Linked DNA regions of Homo sapiens: region 1 is linked to region 2. Evidence: read pairs that join two places in POLR2A ChIA-PET (ENCODE). Cell type or tissue: PC-9. All regions are shown on one strand. Links, peaks and the distances in the headings refer to the core of each region. The heading gives the core; the rest is flanking DNA. Region 1 has its middle 270 kb from the start of CCDC140. Region 2 overlaps PAX3 (paired box 3).

Evidence for each region. Peaks named below come from ENCODE experiments on the same cell type or tissue, not always from the same donor. Only the 100,000 strongest peaks of a DNase experiment are listed, where the experiment ranks them.
Region 1: POLR2A ChIA-PET joins it to region 2 with 11 read pairs; 2 of 35 experiments call an interaction of 5 or more read pairs at or near these places.

Annotation. Positions count from the first base shown.
Region 1 is chr2:222,028,840-222,037,183 of GRCh38, forward strand. No RefSeq gene overlaps it. Among named protein-coding and RNA genes, the nearest start is that of CCDC140, 270 kb to the right of the region's middle. In PC-9, for the core only: no CTCF peak of the experiment used is centred there; a DNase peak (open chromatin) is centred at 4,892; H3K27ac peaks cover 1,896 bases.
Region 2 is chr2:222,228,398-222,236,741 of GRCh38, forward strand. It overlaps PAX3 (paired box 3), which reads right to left. Exons shown (of 9, transcript NM_181458.4): 5 at 3,681-3,886. Among named protein-coding and RNA genes, the nearest start is that of CCDC140, 66 kb to the right of the region's middle. In PC-9, for the core only: no CTCF peak of the experiment used is centred there; no DNase peak of the experiment used is centred there; H3K27me3 peaks cover 3,293 bases.

The DNA of each region.
Region 1 (8,344 bases), core at 11-8,010, 200 kb before region 2:
ACTTATCCCTGGGCATAGGCCAAGCTACTCAGGGGAGGAATTTATAGTCTAACTTTAAAGCAAGGATGATAATAGTCTCACCCTAAAACTAACTCCTCCTTGTTCAGTGGCTGAAAACACCTTTGTAAGACTAATGAAGAGCCACAAGATTAGGATTCTGGTAGGGGCCTGAATTCTGCTACACTGTAGGCTTAATTTCTATAATCCCTTACTGTAGAGGAGTCACATGGCCAGAGGTCACAAGATTTGTGACTTTCTCAGTTGTTCATATAAATAACATCACTATTACAGAACATAAGATTGGCCTTTTCAGATGTTTTTCAGACTGACCCCACCTAGACTTGTGACTCACGACTTAACCAGTCCTGTGCACCCCCCACCACACAAAGGTGGACTTAGTGTATAAGGACCGTTTCCCACACTCGTATGATTCTCAACCAATCAGCAGCACCCATTACCTAGTCCCCTGCCCACCAAACTATCCTTGAAAAACCCTAACCTCTGAGCCTTCGGGAGACTGATTTGGGTAATAACTGTCTTCCACATGGGCAGACTCCCGTTAATTCAACTCTTGCTTTACTGCAAGATCACAGTCTCAGTGAACTGGTTTTGTCTGTGCAGCACACAGGAATAACCCATCACCTGATTACACAACCACTGAACAAGAAGACTTGGGTTCAAGGCTACCTTTGGTCAGCCATTTTCTCTAAGAAAGAACACAGTCAAAGTACAGAACACTGTGGAACACAGAAGAAAGCGAAAACTAATGGAGACATTTGGGAGGTAGTATTTAAACTGAACCTTCAAAAAATAAAACATATGTTATTTTTCACTAAGCAAGCAACAGTGTTCCTCAAGGGAAGAGGGCTTTACCTATCCTCTTAATCTCTGTGCTCACTTCTAGACTGGCCTAGCACAGGATAGATGCTCAGTGCTGTGATTCAACAAGTGTTCACTGAATGCTCATCAAGCTCTACCTGATTTAAATGGTGACCCAGATGATGTCCTGTGGCAGATTCTGGAGAGGTTGCAGGTAGAGTTAGCATCGTAGGTGACATCAGCACTTGCCCAGGCCCCCGGCTTAGAAGGCCCTGCACTTAGTTTAGTAACCTGCTGCCGCCATCTTGAAATTTTTGTTAATTTGTGAACAGGAGGCCTGCGTTTTCATTTTGCACTGACCGCACAAATTATGCAGCCATCCCTGGCTGTAGCTGTTATGTTTTGCCAGCAGATACTATCACGCCCTGTGAAGGTACTGACAGGGTGTTTCAGAGTTTTTGACAAGTACCCATTTTCCAAATAGAAGAGGCATCCTATGAATTGCCTGTACAATAAAAGACAGCCTGAAATAAAAATGTGTTTCTTAGATTAGACAGTCTTCTTGCAACAGTCCTACAATCCTGGTGAGAATCTTTTAATGATGAAGAGCTTAAATGCTTTACAATTTTCCCACCATGAATTTTTTCCCATGTTGTACCCTTCTCTTCCACCCAAGTCTTAGGAGAGTTCCCAAAAATTTCACCTTCCTTTTTGTTTTAAAAGGATAGATAATCTTTCCACAGCCTTTACTGATTGCAAACTCCTTGAGAAAAGAGTTGCATTTTCTAGCCTTTTGCATCCCACACTGCTAAGGGTCATATTACACACACAGAGATCAATCAATAATACTATGGTCTTATAATTGCATCCCTTTGCATGTTAAAAACACACTTATATAAATTGTCTCATCTGATGATTACAATAATCCCATGGGTTTTCAGGGCAGGTATTTATTCTCTTTCTCCAGATTAGGAAACCAAAAATTAGAGCAACGTTTAATAACCGCCTCTACTTACACTTGTGACTTCTAGATGGAGGTTTCTAATTCTGAAATTGAAAAAGAAAATCATTTACTCTCTATGTATTTATGTATTCATTTATTTGTTCATGTATTTATTGAACCTTTGACCTATATATCCACCCCTTTCTGGAATCTCCACTTGAATGCCTAAATGGTAGGCCCCACTCAACACCTACCAAACCAAACGTATCATTTTCCGCCCTCTCTCTGCCCCACCTTGCTTAAACCTGCTCCTCTGAGAGTCTGTTCGCTAATATCATCACCTTCCTCCTAATTGCCCAAGCCAGATACCTAGCTATCATCCTCCACCCAACCCTTGCTCCAATTTACCAGTCCCAGTGGAGGTCCAAATCCTGCCGATTATTTCCTGTCTATCGCTTAGGAAGCCAGAGCCTAGCACAGGATCTGGCACACAATGGTGTCTTCATATATTTTGATTGAACTAAATTAAGTCCTCTTGGGCAGCACTGGTAGCCAAAGTGACTTCCCAGGCCAATGCTCTGGCTTCTTTCCTGGCTGGAGAAGAATCAGTGCTCCTGGATCTCATCTGTCACCCAACTCTCTCATAGGTGGAGGCCAGGTGAGAAAGCCTGAGAAAGGAAACCTGTCTCCCCCAGCACATGTAGCTTCCGGAGGAGAAAGAAATCATCTCACACAAATATTACTGTCTTGCACTCAGGCCCTTTCACTTTTGTCTTCCAATTCTTTAGTTGTTGTTTCTTTAGTTCTTGTTGTTGCTGTTGTTTTATGTTGACATTTCTCTTCACACCAGCATCACTACCCTCAAAGCCATGGAGAAATCTGGCTATCCTACAGTCCCAAAATGCCCCCATGTCTAGGAATTTTCAGACAAGGCAAGCCAGACTTTTTTTTTTTTTTTTTTTGAGACGGAGTCTCCCTCTGTCGCCCCAGGCTGGAGTGCAGTGTTGCGATCTCGATTCACTGCAAGCTCTGCCTCCCGGGTTCACGCCATTCTCTGGCCTCAGCCTCCTGAGTAGCTGGGACTCCAGGCGCCCGCCACCGCGCCCAGCTAATTTTTTGTATTTTTAGTAGAGACGGGGTTTCACCGTGGTCTCGATCTCCTGACCTCGTGATCCGCCCGCCTCAGACCAGACATATTTAAATGGGGGAAAATCCCAAGAGACGGCCACAGAATGAATAAAAGTAAAACTTAAAATAAAATAGTAAAAGAAAGCAAGAATATTCTATCCTGGGGCCTCAAACTTTTTGGAGGTCCCAGGATAGAATATTATTGCTTTCCTTTACTATTTTTCATTGTTTCTTTTCCAGTCTGTTTATATTTTTCTATTTAAAATCTCTTTCACACAAACACACACACACAGTCACTTACAGCACCTGCTGAAGCAACTTAACTAAAAATCAACAAAAGGAACTTGCCTATAACCTATAGGTAGTAACTTACCACACTTACCTACTTTCCTTTTCTTTTTTCTTTTTTTTTAAATTATACTTTAAGTTCTGGGTTACATGTGCAGAACGTGCAGGTTGGTTACATAGGTATACACGTGCCATGGTGGTTTGCTGCACCCACCAACCCATCATAAATTAGGTATTTCTCCTAATGCTATTCCTCTCCTAGCTCCCCCACCCCCGACCTGTGGGGGTGTGTGATGTTCCCCTCCCTGTGTCCATGTGTTCTCATTGTTCAACTCCCACTTATGAGTGAGAACATATGGTGTTTGGTTTTCTGTTCCTGTGTTAGTTTACTGAGAATGATGGTTTCCAGCTTCATCCATGTCCCTGCAAAGGATATGAACTCATTCTTTTTTGTGGCTGCAGAGTATTCCATGATGTATATGTGCCACACTTTCTTTATCCAGTCTATCATTGATGGGCATTTGGATTGGTTCCAAGTCTTTGCTATTGTGAACAGTGCCACAATAAACATATGCGTGCATGTGTCTTTATAGTTGAATGATTTATAATCCTTTGGGTATATACCCAGTAATGGGGTTGCTGAGTCAAATGTAACTTACCTACTTTCTTCCAGGGCAGAAGACATGTAAGAACTTTATTCTTTAGTTCCGGGCCACTCTCTGGCCCCTGTGTGTCACCTAGCCCCTCCTCCCCCTGGATGTTTAGAAGGCAATCTAACACTGAGCACAAGCAGGACAGAGATGGTGGCAGATTCCTCTAATGCAAAGACAAGAACCTACAAAATATCCCCATAATGAAGAAAAGATTGCCCTAAGCTCTTGGCACTGAGAATGAGACATTAAATTACAGGGAAGTATAGGGGTCCCCACGTGAAGTTGGGGAGAGGGCTTGAAGCTTTCAAGCATTAGCAGATATAAAGAAAAAATACATGTGGAAGGGCCTTGGCCAAAGTGGGATGGTGGAAGAGAAACGCAAGACAGATTCTAGTGCCCCATCCCAACACTCAGAAGATACCCAGGGTCTCCAAAAAATGAGCAGTCAGCCTCAGAGCTCAGAGTTAAAATGAACACAAAGTGCATGGCATTTGCTTTCTTAGAATGCTAAAATGCACTGCATTGGGCTACTGTAACTTCTCTCTAGGAAACATCGGGAAAACACACACACTATAATTTACACACAGCAAAGTTCACAGTGAAACCCAAGAAACGCAACAACTAAAATGCTTAAGCCACAATTTAGGTTGGAGGTTATGGAGGAGCACGCATGGCATTACAGAAAGAGACTGTAGTACAAGGAGGCAGCATTTTGACAACCCTGAGCCCAGGGCCTGGTACATCGTAAGCCCTCAATGCATGCCAGCTCTCTGTCTCTCCTTCACCGTAGGGAGCCTGACTTTCTCAGCCAGCAACCAGTCTATACCAAGTGAAGCAACTGCCTGCTCTGGCAAAGAGGGTTTAGGGCACCTTTTTGTCTTTGCAGGCAGAGTGGAGAGAGGCCATTTTTGGGCTGTTTTGAGAATGCAACAACTGGGATAATTTTTCAGAATGCATTGAAGGACACCCACACCTTTTGGTATTTCAGTGTTGCAATGACCTACACAGAAGCCCATGGGAAAAGAACAGTGCTGAAATCTGTACCTTATAGTGTAAACTTTGAGTAATATCAAGAGGCTAAATTATCTGCATGAGTCACGCTGCAGTACAAATCAGAGAGTGACACCAAAGCAGATTAAAAGACAAGCAGAAGGAAATGATCTGAATAGACACAGAACAGAGACACACTCACCTTTTAGCTCCTCCAGGCTTAAAGATTCATCAGTACTTTGTGGAGAGTTAACACGAGTATCACCCCTGTTTTGCAGTATGCATTGTATCATGTGTCATACACAAATAGCAAATAAATATATGATATATATTTATATTTTATATAGTTTAATATATACTTAAAATATACATTTGAAGGATATCTGAATATAGCATATATAAATTATGCTGGTACAAATTATGTATGGAAACTCATTCCATGGAGTGGTTTCTGTTTGGCCTAACTAATCCCTCTCTACAGAACACCTTGCGGTATTATTAAGCAGTGGTACCTGAGGCCCACTTGAGGACTGAACTCAAGATGTGGATACTCAGAGAAAACAAACAAGGAACACACAGTACAGAATTCTCCTTACCCAGGCCCTGCCTGTCACACCCTCACATAATGCTGGGTGTGACAAAGCATTATGAAACCAAAGGCTTCAGGAAAGCAACACCTGCGCAGAGTCACCTGGCAGCAAGAAGTAATGACGCCTGCTCTTTCTTCCAGTGTATTTTGTCTTAGATTTTTGAGCTGAACAGCAAGGAAGAGGCCCAATGAGGGTAGTCTTCATTCTCTTTTTCTTTTTCTTTTCCTTGTTTATTTTATTTTATTTTTATATTTTTGAGACAGAGTCTCACCCTGTTGCCCAGCCTGGTGTACAATGGCATGCTCTAGGCTCATTGCAACCTCTGCCTCCCGATTTCAAGCGATTCTCCTGCCTCAGCCTCCCAAGTAGCTGGGATTACAGGCACCTGCAATCATGCTCGGCTAATTTTTTTTTTTTTTTTTTTTTTTTTTGAGACGGAGTCTCACTCTATCGCCCAGGTTGGAGTGCAGTGGCGCGATCTCCGCTCACTGCAAGCTCTGCCTCTTGGGTTCATGCCATTCTCCTGCCTCAGCCTCCCGTGTAGCTGGGACTACAGGCGCCCACCACCATGCCCAGCTAATTTTTTTGTATTTTTAGTGCAGACGGGGTTTCACTGTGTTAGCCAGGATGGTCTCGATCTCCTGAGCTCGTGATCCACCCGCCTCAGCCTTCCAAAGTGCTGGGATTACAGGCGTGACCCACCGCGCCCGGCCTCGGCTAATTTTTATATTTTTGTAGAGACGGGGTTTCACCATGTTGGCCAGGCTGGTCTCTAACTCCTGACCTCAGGTGATCCGCCCACCTTGGCCTCCCAAAGTGCTGGAATTACAGGCGTGAGCCACTGCACCTGGCCCATTCTCTTTCTAGGAGCTAATGATTACTGGTGTGTAACCAAAATGCAGAGGACGTTGTGAGATGGAAGAGTTAAGTGACTTGTGAGACAAAGTATGTAAGTGTAGTAAACCAGGAGCACAGTTCACAGTACCTACCTCACGGTGCCAAGGAATCATTTACAGTTTGATAAAATAAAGGCTATCTTTTTCCAGAATGGGTCTGGAACGAAGCTCCATTGAAGCAGCTGACAGACTTACTGTCTTACTAACTCACAGGTTTTCTCACTACATTAATTAGCAGCCCAATAAGCTATCCATTTGGATCCCCTTCAGAAACCATGATTAGAAGCCATCTCCACAAAGCCCTAAGGTCAAGGCCCCATGACCACCCTCCAGGCTTGCCACCCATTGTAGTACTTATGTCCGAGTTGCCTCTCACCCCCACAACCCCAGAATCCCATCATTCCTAATTCTGCTGGAGATCCCGGGCCAGTGACACCACCTCTCACTGTCAGTCCTGCTCTGCAGAGGACAACAGCTTTCTGAGCTTCTCAACATGTCAGTGCTGCCCCTCACCCTTTGTTGAAGGAAATGTCCTCTGTGCCCTCCTGGGTTCTTGAGCTCACATGATAAAACCATCCCAACATTCTCTCTTCCCTAAGCCCTCTAATCCCATCCTCAATACCATGCCATAACAGTTCTGGCAGCTCCAGCTAACTCATTGAAGGCCGTCATTTCAATCAAACTTTGTGGAGCTATCCCAGCAGTGTTCTAGAATTACCACCATCTCCTCTGGCTAGAATGTTGAACTCCAAGTCAAAAGAAAGTGCTCTCACATTAAAAAGTATTTTCCTATACCACTTGATATTTCACTTTACCATCCCATTCCATCATTCAGCCACCCTGCCAGATGGCCTGATATGCTGAAGAACCACCTCTACACATGTTCCCCGAATTCCTACCAATACATATTAACAACTTATTCGGTGTGCACCAGACACAGATGCTCTGCAGCCCAGTTGGACTGTGTTCAGACATGACCCAGATTGGCCTGGAAGGAATGAGAGTAACAGGGCCATATCATTAAGAAGGCCAAGTGTAACCTTCTGGCAAGAAAAGAAAGACTGGCTTGAAGAAGTATATATTGGAATGTGAACAAGAGTAAAGGATGGTAGGTGTGAACAGAGAAAGAGGGAAGAAAATAGAATGATATATTAGTTTGGCTGCCATTAGAGGTGACTGGTGCTCAGTCCCTCTGACACCTTCTGAGGAGACTTAAAAGATGCATCTCAGAACTGTTTGCGAGGGAATAAGAGTGGGAAGCATTCATCCACAGGCTCCTGCTCCCCGCTGGTTAAGGGTGGCCCTGGCCACAGTAAATTTCCTGCACCTGCAGGCTGTATCTGTGCACGTGCAGAGCAAGTTCCCAGGGAAGACTCATCAGGGCAGAAGACAGAGGCACACAAGATGGACCAGAGGCAAGGCACCATCTGATTGCATGTGGGAGATGATGGTTGAAGCTGGAGTGGGCATTGATGGGACAGAGAGGATTCTGAAGTGGTGCATAGGGGTATCCAGTATCATTGCCATGACCTCCTCTTGCATCTTCCAATGGTCCACTCTCATTCTCAGTTTATTCCTCCTTTCTTGAAAGTCTGACACTCGCTTACTTTGAAACCCTTCTTCACTTGGTTTCCAAGTACTGCTCTTTTCTGATGTTTCACCCACCTTCCAGATCTTCCTTCTTACCCTCCTTGGCTAGTTCTTGCTCTTCTCAACCTCTACATGTTTAAGTGCTGTAGGTCTCTATCCTGAGAACTTTTGGTTTTTATCAAGACTCATTTCCCAGTGTTATGGGATCAAATACTATCCATAAACTGCAGAATCTCAATTTTATATCTCTATCCCACACTCCCCCAAACTTCAGATTCAACCATCTGTCTATGCAACACCTCAAACTTGACACATCTACAACAAAACTATTGAGTTCCTTTTCACCACCACTACCACACACACACACACACACACACACACACACACAAATCTATTTTTTCTTCAGTCTCCTCCAGCTGTAAATTACACCACAGTTCACAAAGTTTC
Region 2 (8,344 bases), core at 74-8,073:
GTTAATGGGCCATTATTATTATCCTTTGACATTCATTGAGCCAGATGAGAATGCTGGGTGCTGTACAAGCTACATGGGTTTGAAATATATTCTGTCTCCATCCTTAGTTTTGACAAAGGCAGGAATGAAAGAGAACAACACCGAACACTCCTCAGTTTTCCATCACACTCCTTGTCTGATCTATTTACAATAAATGTTTATTTTTCCTTACTCACATTGAGTTCAGAGCTGATACTCGGCCTATTTTAAAAATAGATCTAGTGCCAGTGGCTCACACCTGTAATCTCAACACTTTGAGACGCTGAGGAGGGAGGATCACTTGAGTCCAGGAGCTCAAGACCAACCTGAGCAACATAGCAAGACCCCAGCTCTACAAAAAAATAGAAAAATAATTAGCCAGACATGGTGGCACACATCTGTAGACCCAGCTACTCTGGAAGCTGAGGTGGAAGAATCACTTGAGCTTGGAAGATCGAGGCTACACAGTGAGCCATGATTAAGCCACTGTACTACAGGCTGGGCAACAAAGTGAGACTCTGTCTCAAAAAACAAACAAACAAACAAACAAAAAAGCAGATCTAGTAGGTGGGCTTGGCCAGTTACAGAGGACAGGTACCAAATCCTGGAATATAGTGGCCACTCAAAAGAGGCATGATTGGACCTCACATAACATTTGCAGGTAATTGCAGAACTATAATAAAAGCAAAGTAGATTTGAAACATATTATTTATAACATTGTTATATATAATATACTATTATATGATTTAATTTGTCTGCCCTTTTGATTGTGATACAGATTTTTTCTCTGCACTGTTATATTAATATGCATGTTAATATCATAACATTGATATAGTAATATTAATGTTATGTTAATATAATATTTATATAGTATTATATAATATTACTATATCAATACTGTATTAAAATATTTTTCTATTGAAATATTATGACTTAGTTAATAAAGGTTATTTCTACACTGTGTGGTGGGGAGAAACACTCTGTTTCCCAATGATAATAGGTTTCCCAACTTTAAAACACCAGCTCTGTGAACCTTGGTCTATCTACAACTCTTCCTTTCACTCACCTTCCTCCCCACTTCTAGATTACACAATCGGTTGTCCATTCTACCTCTGAATACCTTCACCACCATCTCTTCCTTGCCATTCCCACTGCCACTACCTATCTCATGCCATAGCCCCCACTCCCTGTCACATCAAATGTGAGCTCACTGGCCTGAAACCCAAGACCTCCATAGGATATCCTCAGCCTACCTACCAAACCCTATTTCTTCCACCACCCTACCACTCCTTACATTCTAATCAAACTAACTATTCTCCCAATATGACTAGAGTGAAAAAGAAAGGTTATCTTACGTGTAGCCCACCACTTCTACCTCTCTGTGCCTCTGCTCATATAATTCCCTATTACTAATATACTCTCCTTATGCACCTGGTCCAGTGAATATCTATCTAGCCCGGAAAGTTCATCTTAAATCTGCCCTCTGGGCCCAGCACAATGGCTCATGCCTATAATCCCAGCACTTTGGGAAGCCAAGGCAAGTGGATCGCTTGCACCTGGGAGTTCAAGAAGAGCCTGGGCAACATGGCAAAATCCCATCTCTTCAAAAAATTATCCAGGCATAGTGGCATGCACCTGTAGCCCCAACTATCTGGGAGGCTGAGGTGGGAGGATCACCTGAGCTCAGGAGGTGTAGGCTTCAGTGAGCTGTGATTGTACCACTGTACTCCAACCTGGGCTACAGAATGAGACCCTGTCTCAAAAAAAAAAAAAATTAAATCTGCCTTCTTCATGTACCTCTCTTCATTCCTTCAAGATCTCATCCCTTGAGTTCATGTCCTTTGCAGGGACATGGATGAACCTGGAAACCATCATTCTCAGTAAACTAACACAGGAACAGAAAACCAAACACTGCATGTTCTCACTCATGAGTGAGAGTTGAACAATGAGAACACATGGACACAGGGAGGGGAAAATCACACACCAGGGCCTGTTGGGGGGTGGGGGGCTAGGGGAGGGATAGCATTAGGAGAAATACCTAATGTAGATGACGGGTTGATGGGTGCAGCAAACCACCATGGCACGTGTTATACCTATGTAACAAACCTGCCCCTTCTGCACATATATCCCAGAACTTAAAGTATAATTTTTTAAAAAAAGGTTGGGCATGGTGGCTCATACCTGTAATCCCAGCACTTTGGGAGGCCAAGGCGGCCAGATCACGAGGTCAGGAGTTCGAGACCAGCCTGACCAACATGGTGAAACCCCATCTCTACTAAAAATACAAAAATGAGCCGGGCCTGGTGGCAAGCACCTGTAATCCCAGCTACTTGGGAGACTGAGTCAGGAGAATCGCTTGAACCCAGGAGGCAGAGGTTGCAGTGAGCTGAGGTTGTACCACTGCACTCCAGCCTGGGTGACAGAGTGAGACTCCACCTCAAAAAAAAAAAAAAAAAAAAATCTCATCCTTTCCTCTTCTCAACTCCCATTGCACTTTTTCTCTTTCTGCACTTATCATGTCTGTGTTATTTTTAAATTATTTGTATGTTTATTTTTTTACCTTTCTTAGATTGCAACTCCTTCAGAGAACTGTCTTAATTGATCTTAGCATTCCTTGACTTTCCTAGCACTATGATGATCATATGGAAGTTTGAAGAAAACAATCTCTCTGACTGAGCTCTGCAGCCTGGAAGAGGCTATTTCTGTAAAATTCTGTAATAGGAGAGTTAATTAGCTGCATCTATGAACGTGTTGATCAATCTAGGGACCATGTCAACTGACTAGTCCACTGCTGAGTCCCCAGCCTGCAAATTAAGAATCTGGAAATAACACACAATATTTGCAGACAAGGTGACTTAACTTCTAGGGTGGTGAGGAGTTCGAGGATACCCTACGATATCTGCCATCTTTCAAACACTGTTTTACTAGCTCCAGGAAGTAGTTCTTCATTAATGATGAAAACATTATTCTATACTCTATAGAAACATATTACATCTAAGTAGCCTTTCCAGAAGGTTCAGAGCACCTCTAAGAGTTCAAAAGATAATTCAACATGTTCTTTAAGTAATATAATTTCTTGAAATGCTTCTTAATTATAAAATCGTTAAATGAAGGAATTTCATGTTATGCACCTTTGCACATTTTCATAATTGAAAGGTCACAGAGATGAAGCGTATGGGATCCAATTATCTCTAGACTCACTTTGCAGCTATGCCACCTTGGGTAGTTACTTATATAGTCCAAGTCTCAGTTTCCTTATTTGTAAATGGAGAGTAGCAATCATGGTACCCACCTAGGATTTTAATAATGATTCAATGGGTTAATTCATGTGAAGCACTTAAAATAGTGGCTGGGACAGAGTAACCACTCAAAATTTATTTGCTCTTACTTGTGTATCACCCCCAAAGTCCATATAGTGCTGGTGTACAATAAGGATTCCTGAAAAGTTGAGTTAGTCACATGAAGTGGTGGACTTCTGTGTGTCGTAAATGATATAGTTGTATTCTGTCAGTAAATAATCAAAGTCCTAACAATATGCATCCCTAGTAAAGGGCCATTCCTAATACATTTTTGGGGGGGATTGACATATGTTTTAGATGAGAAGATGCTTGTTTGTTTCCTGTCTGGACTGAAGTAGGACACGGAGGTTTGGGCAACAGTACCTGTACTCGGGCCTCGGTGAGCTTCGCCCTCTGGGCCAGTTCCTCCCTAGTATAAATGTCAGGGTAATGAGTTCTCTCAAAAGCACGCTCCAGTTCCTCCAGCTGTTCTGCTGTGAAGGTGGTTCGGCTTCTGCGCTGTTTCCTCTTTAGTGGTAAATCTGGTTCAGAGTCAATATCAGAGCCTTCATCTGATTGGGGTGCTGAGGCTAAAAGCACAGAAGAACAAAACATCATAAAATGTGAATCAAAAAAATAAAACTGAGATTGAATCCAAGTTCTCTCTCCGACTGCAAGACACCATTACAGTGATCCCTATACCTAAAGTAAAATAAATGTGGATCAAAAAACAAGTCTAACCAATCCGTAATAATTCAAATCCTGGTCTACAGTGCATTCCCAATGTCTTCCATGGACACCAAGCACCCCGCCCCCATGCAGTCCTGCATCATTAAATAATATTTAATCTCTTCTCCTACTCTATCTTTCTGCCCCCTAGGCAGAAATAATTGCTCATAGCATCTGTCATTCTAGGCCAATTATGAGCTCTTAGAAAACAGGGACAGGCCTTATTCCATTTGTATGGCCCTATGCTTACTACTTAATGGGTGCTTCCTTCGTGTCTAATGAATGGATCACATTGAGTTTTGTTTCTGATAAATTTTCACCAACATTTACATTATGAAATCTGTTAAATGTGATTTTTAAAAATATTCCAAACTTGACTTAGTACCTAAGAAGCGAGTAACAGTTAACTATTCCCAGATTCCTATATATTTATAGACTACTGCTCTTATAAAAAATTATATTTAAATCAGTATCTCATCACCAGATATGGGGAAATGCTTTAAAGAAAATGTATGTACTATTAAAATGTAAATCTCTAGAACTGACCTGAGAAGAAGCAGGCAGGCATTGTCTTGTGAACTGTCCCTAACTAGAGTCTGGGTCTCTGCTGAGTGGGCATCTGTCCAGGACAGCTGCTTTATTTAAGAAAGCCAATGCAAAAAAAAAAAAAAAAAAAAAAAAAAAAAGTATGATCCCTTTTGTAAAAAAATATTATGAGTTTCAAGAAGGCAACAACAGATCATTAACCCAATCCCAGGGCCTTCTGAGTGTGTGGCCCTGAGCAACTGCATAAGACAAAAATGTCCCTGAAGCCACTGTGTGGTGGCCTAACACACACAAAACTTGTGTGTATTTGCCTGTACTCACATGTGGAAGGGAATTTCAAAATTGAGTGGGCAGGTACAGGGGCAAGAGAAGCGGGAAGTGGGAAATTTGATACAAATTACGTTAATGATACAAAATGGTTAGTACTCCTGTAAGAACAGGGTCTGAATCTGTGGCTGCAACTAGCAAAACCTGGGCACAAGTGGTTCCATTTCCAGGCCAGAATTTGATGAGGGCAGGGGTGGAGCAGGCATTTTCCCTGTTTCTGCTAGGAATGCATTAGGGATCCCATAGCAAAGTGAACCCTTACAGTAATAGAGCAACGCTGGCTATAGAGGGTTCTGCAGTGTGAGGGAGAATGCATCAGACCAGGGCTACAGGCAGGAAGAGCAGCCCTCTCCCGGGACCCCAGATACTGGGGTAGTGGGCAAAGATCTATCAAAGGGTTATCAGGCCATAGACCCTGAGCCTAGAGGGGGAACCAGAGCAGCCTGGCTCTTGAACACATCCAAATGTGCTCTGAAAATTCCCCAAATAACTAAGGGATCCTGTAAAGAAGGGGCCGAGGTTACTGTCAGCAAATGCAACAGTAAGCCAGAAAATTGTAGATTATTAATGTCAATGTCACACTAACTCATTTGCACCCTCAGGCTGATAGGACCTGGGGAAATGAAGGTGGTGCTAGAAGCAATGTGAATATGTGTAAGTCCTTTACTTCTAATTCTCTTTTATCTTAAACTCCAACTTAACTCTGCCCTACAGAAATCTAAAATTTCATTCTATTTCAGTAGAAATTTTAAACTGCCCCAAATGGTACACATCCAAAATGAACCCATAAATGTGATTTTCAGTTTTCTAACATTTTACTACTTCCATACTTTATTCACATCTAAATATTATGAAACTAAGAGGCAATAGAGTAAATTAATAATGCAAGTGATAATTTTTTTAAATATACCTGAAAACAAATACATGTGCATAAAACAAAAGAGAAGTATTACATATTATTTTTGATTTTTCAATTATCTAATTTAATATAAAATTATTTCATTTAACATAAATCTTACGTTAGGATATTTTACTACTAACTTAAAGAAAGAAAACTAGACTTTCTCTAGCTATGGCAATATTTTAAAGGACAATTAACATGCTAAAAAATACGCTATGCATTGCATTATAAACTCCAAAAGCTCCCAATGCAACTTATATACATGTATGATTGATAAATGTAAGCTAAACTAAATGAGCAATAATTTGTGCCGAGTCATAGAACAGTGTTTCATAAGCTTTTGGAGCATTAGGATGACCTGGAGGGCTTGGTAAAACATAGACTGATGGATCCCCTTCCATGGTTTCAATTCAGTAGATCTGAGGTGGGCTCCAAGAGTTTGCATGTCTAACACATTCCCAGGTGATTGATGCTGATTCTACCGACCCCAGATAACACTGCCCACCTCTATAGAATATTCTAGATTAATTCTTGTCACTCTCAAAATTTTCAACTCTGTAAAATACATCTGCCACAATTAACTGAAAGTCACTCCCACATGTATATTTTTAAATTGTGAACAATGTGCTCCCTAAGAAACAAATTACGTATTCCCCTAAGAAGACAAATTTCCATAAAATATTTTCCTTCAGTGCTTCCAGTTTCTAACCTTTCTTTCCAAAGTGAATTCAGGTGAAACACTCAATAGCATTTAAAGACTGACCAAAAACTTCCTCTGCCCAAGAGAACCCTAAATCTTTGCTTGTACATTCTCTTACTATGATCCCATTAGGATAATAGTATGTGGAAATTTTCATGTTTCCTTTGGGAGTCTCTGGGGTTATTAAATTCTTTCAAGTAAATATGATGTGCCATGCACTGTCAGATCAATTAATCAAAATCGTCTCTGGTTTCTGAAGAAAAAGAATGGTTAGATTTACAAGCACCAGCGAGAATTAATCCTGAGGGTCAAGACCATGGTGTTTCACCTTAAAAATCAACATTCCCCAGAATATAAACTGGGTGAGCTCAAAGCCCTTCTCTGCCTTGTTCACTGCTGGAACCCTTAGAACACAGTAGGCACTCAATAAGGACACGTTGAATGAATGCCAAGTGTGGGGCAAATTTCAGATTTGCTCCAACACTGATTTATTTGCCACTGTTTTACATCTTTATTCTTAAAATGGAAATTCTCCTCTTATGACATCTCCCAACATCTATTCAGATGGGCTTTGGAAGTCTGTGAGGCCTGAACAATCATGTTGAATGTTTAGCAGGTATTTATATACCTGCATTGTTTGGAAGAATGATTACCAATTTTTTCAGAGGATTGTGGGCTTTTTTAAAGATGAAAACTAGCATAGCTAGTAATGAAAAGCCTCAGAATTTGGGACAGTACACCTGTCAAACAGGAATGCAGGTATCCTAAGGTGAGTTCAGGGAGGACAGAAACTTCCAGTGGAGGAGAAGGGCAAAAGCTCCCTTGATCCTGACTTTGAGTATAAATATAGGCCATGAAAGCAGGGCCTGGTGATTCTTTAAAAGAAAAAAAAAGTCTCAGAATTTAAGAGTTCAATAGGACAGCCGTTACCACCAAAAATAAAACTCTCTTTAACAAGCTTACAAATCACTACTCTTACTTCTAGACTGTTTATTCAAAAGCAATGGAAAGGTTGCATCTAACTGGGAAAACCACCATATAGCATAATTTCAGAAGATGTTGAGGAAATGATTTGCCTGATTTTTCGGCTGGAAACTTATTTGAGAAACCAGATAATTTTTGGCAATATGAAGCCACAATCTTACAAGATAATTCTAACTTTTCCCCATCTGTAAACCCCAAAGGGATGTGGGCTTTAAAATATGTAAAGTCAGCAACCCAAGATTAATCTGCCGGCTAGGAAAAACTAGCTATTTCTAAACATGGAAATACTACTATTTCTTATATCATTCAATAGAAATAAAATTTATTTGTACAGCACTTGATTCACAATGATCACCCCAATTTGAATCATTTCATTTTTGTTTGTTTGTTTGTTTTAGAGACAGGGTCTTGCTTTGTTGCCCAGGCTGGTCTTAAACTCCTGGGCTCAAGCAATCTTCCCACCCCAGCCTCCCAAATAGCTGGGACTACAGACTCACACCACCTGGCAGAATCATCCAGTTTTTACCAAGAGCAAAACTAAAACTTAAATCCCATTTTAAGAGCACATAGGAGGGCCATTTTTTTGGATTTCATCTATTTTACATACTCAGTTTTACTTAAGCTACTAGAATCAATTGGATAGGAGATACAAAGAATCTAATTCTAAATATTACACGGAAAGTAAAAACAAGGCTTTCTTTCAGGAAGCTTAATAGAAAGAAATTATATCTTTTTTCTCTATAGAATATCTAATGCTATGATTTGGAAACCACAAATGTGTTAGCAGGACAGTTGTGTAAATGAGTTAATAAATTGCCAGGATACAACAATTAGATTAAATATAAACTCTTTGGACTATTA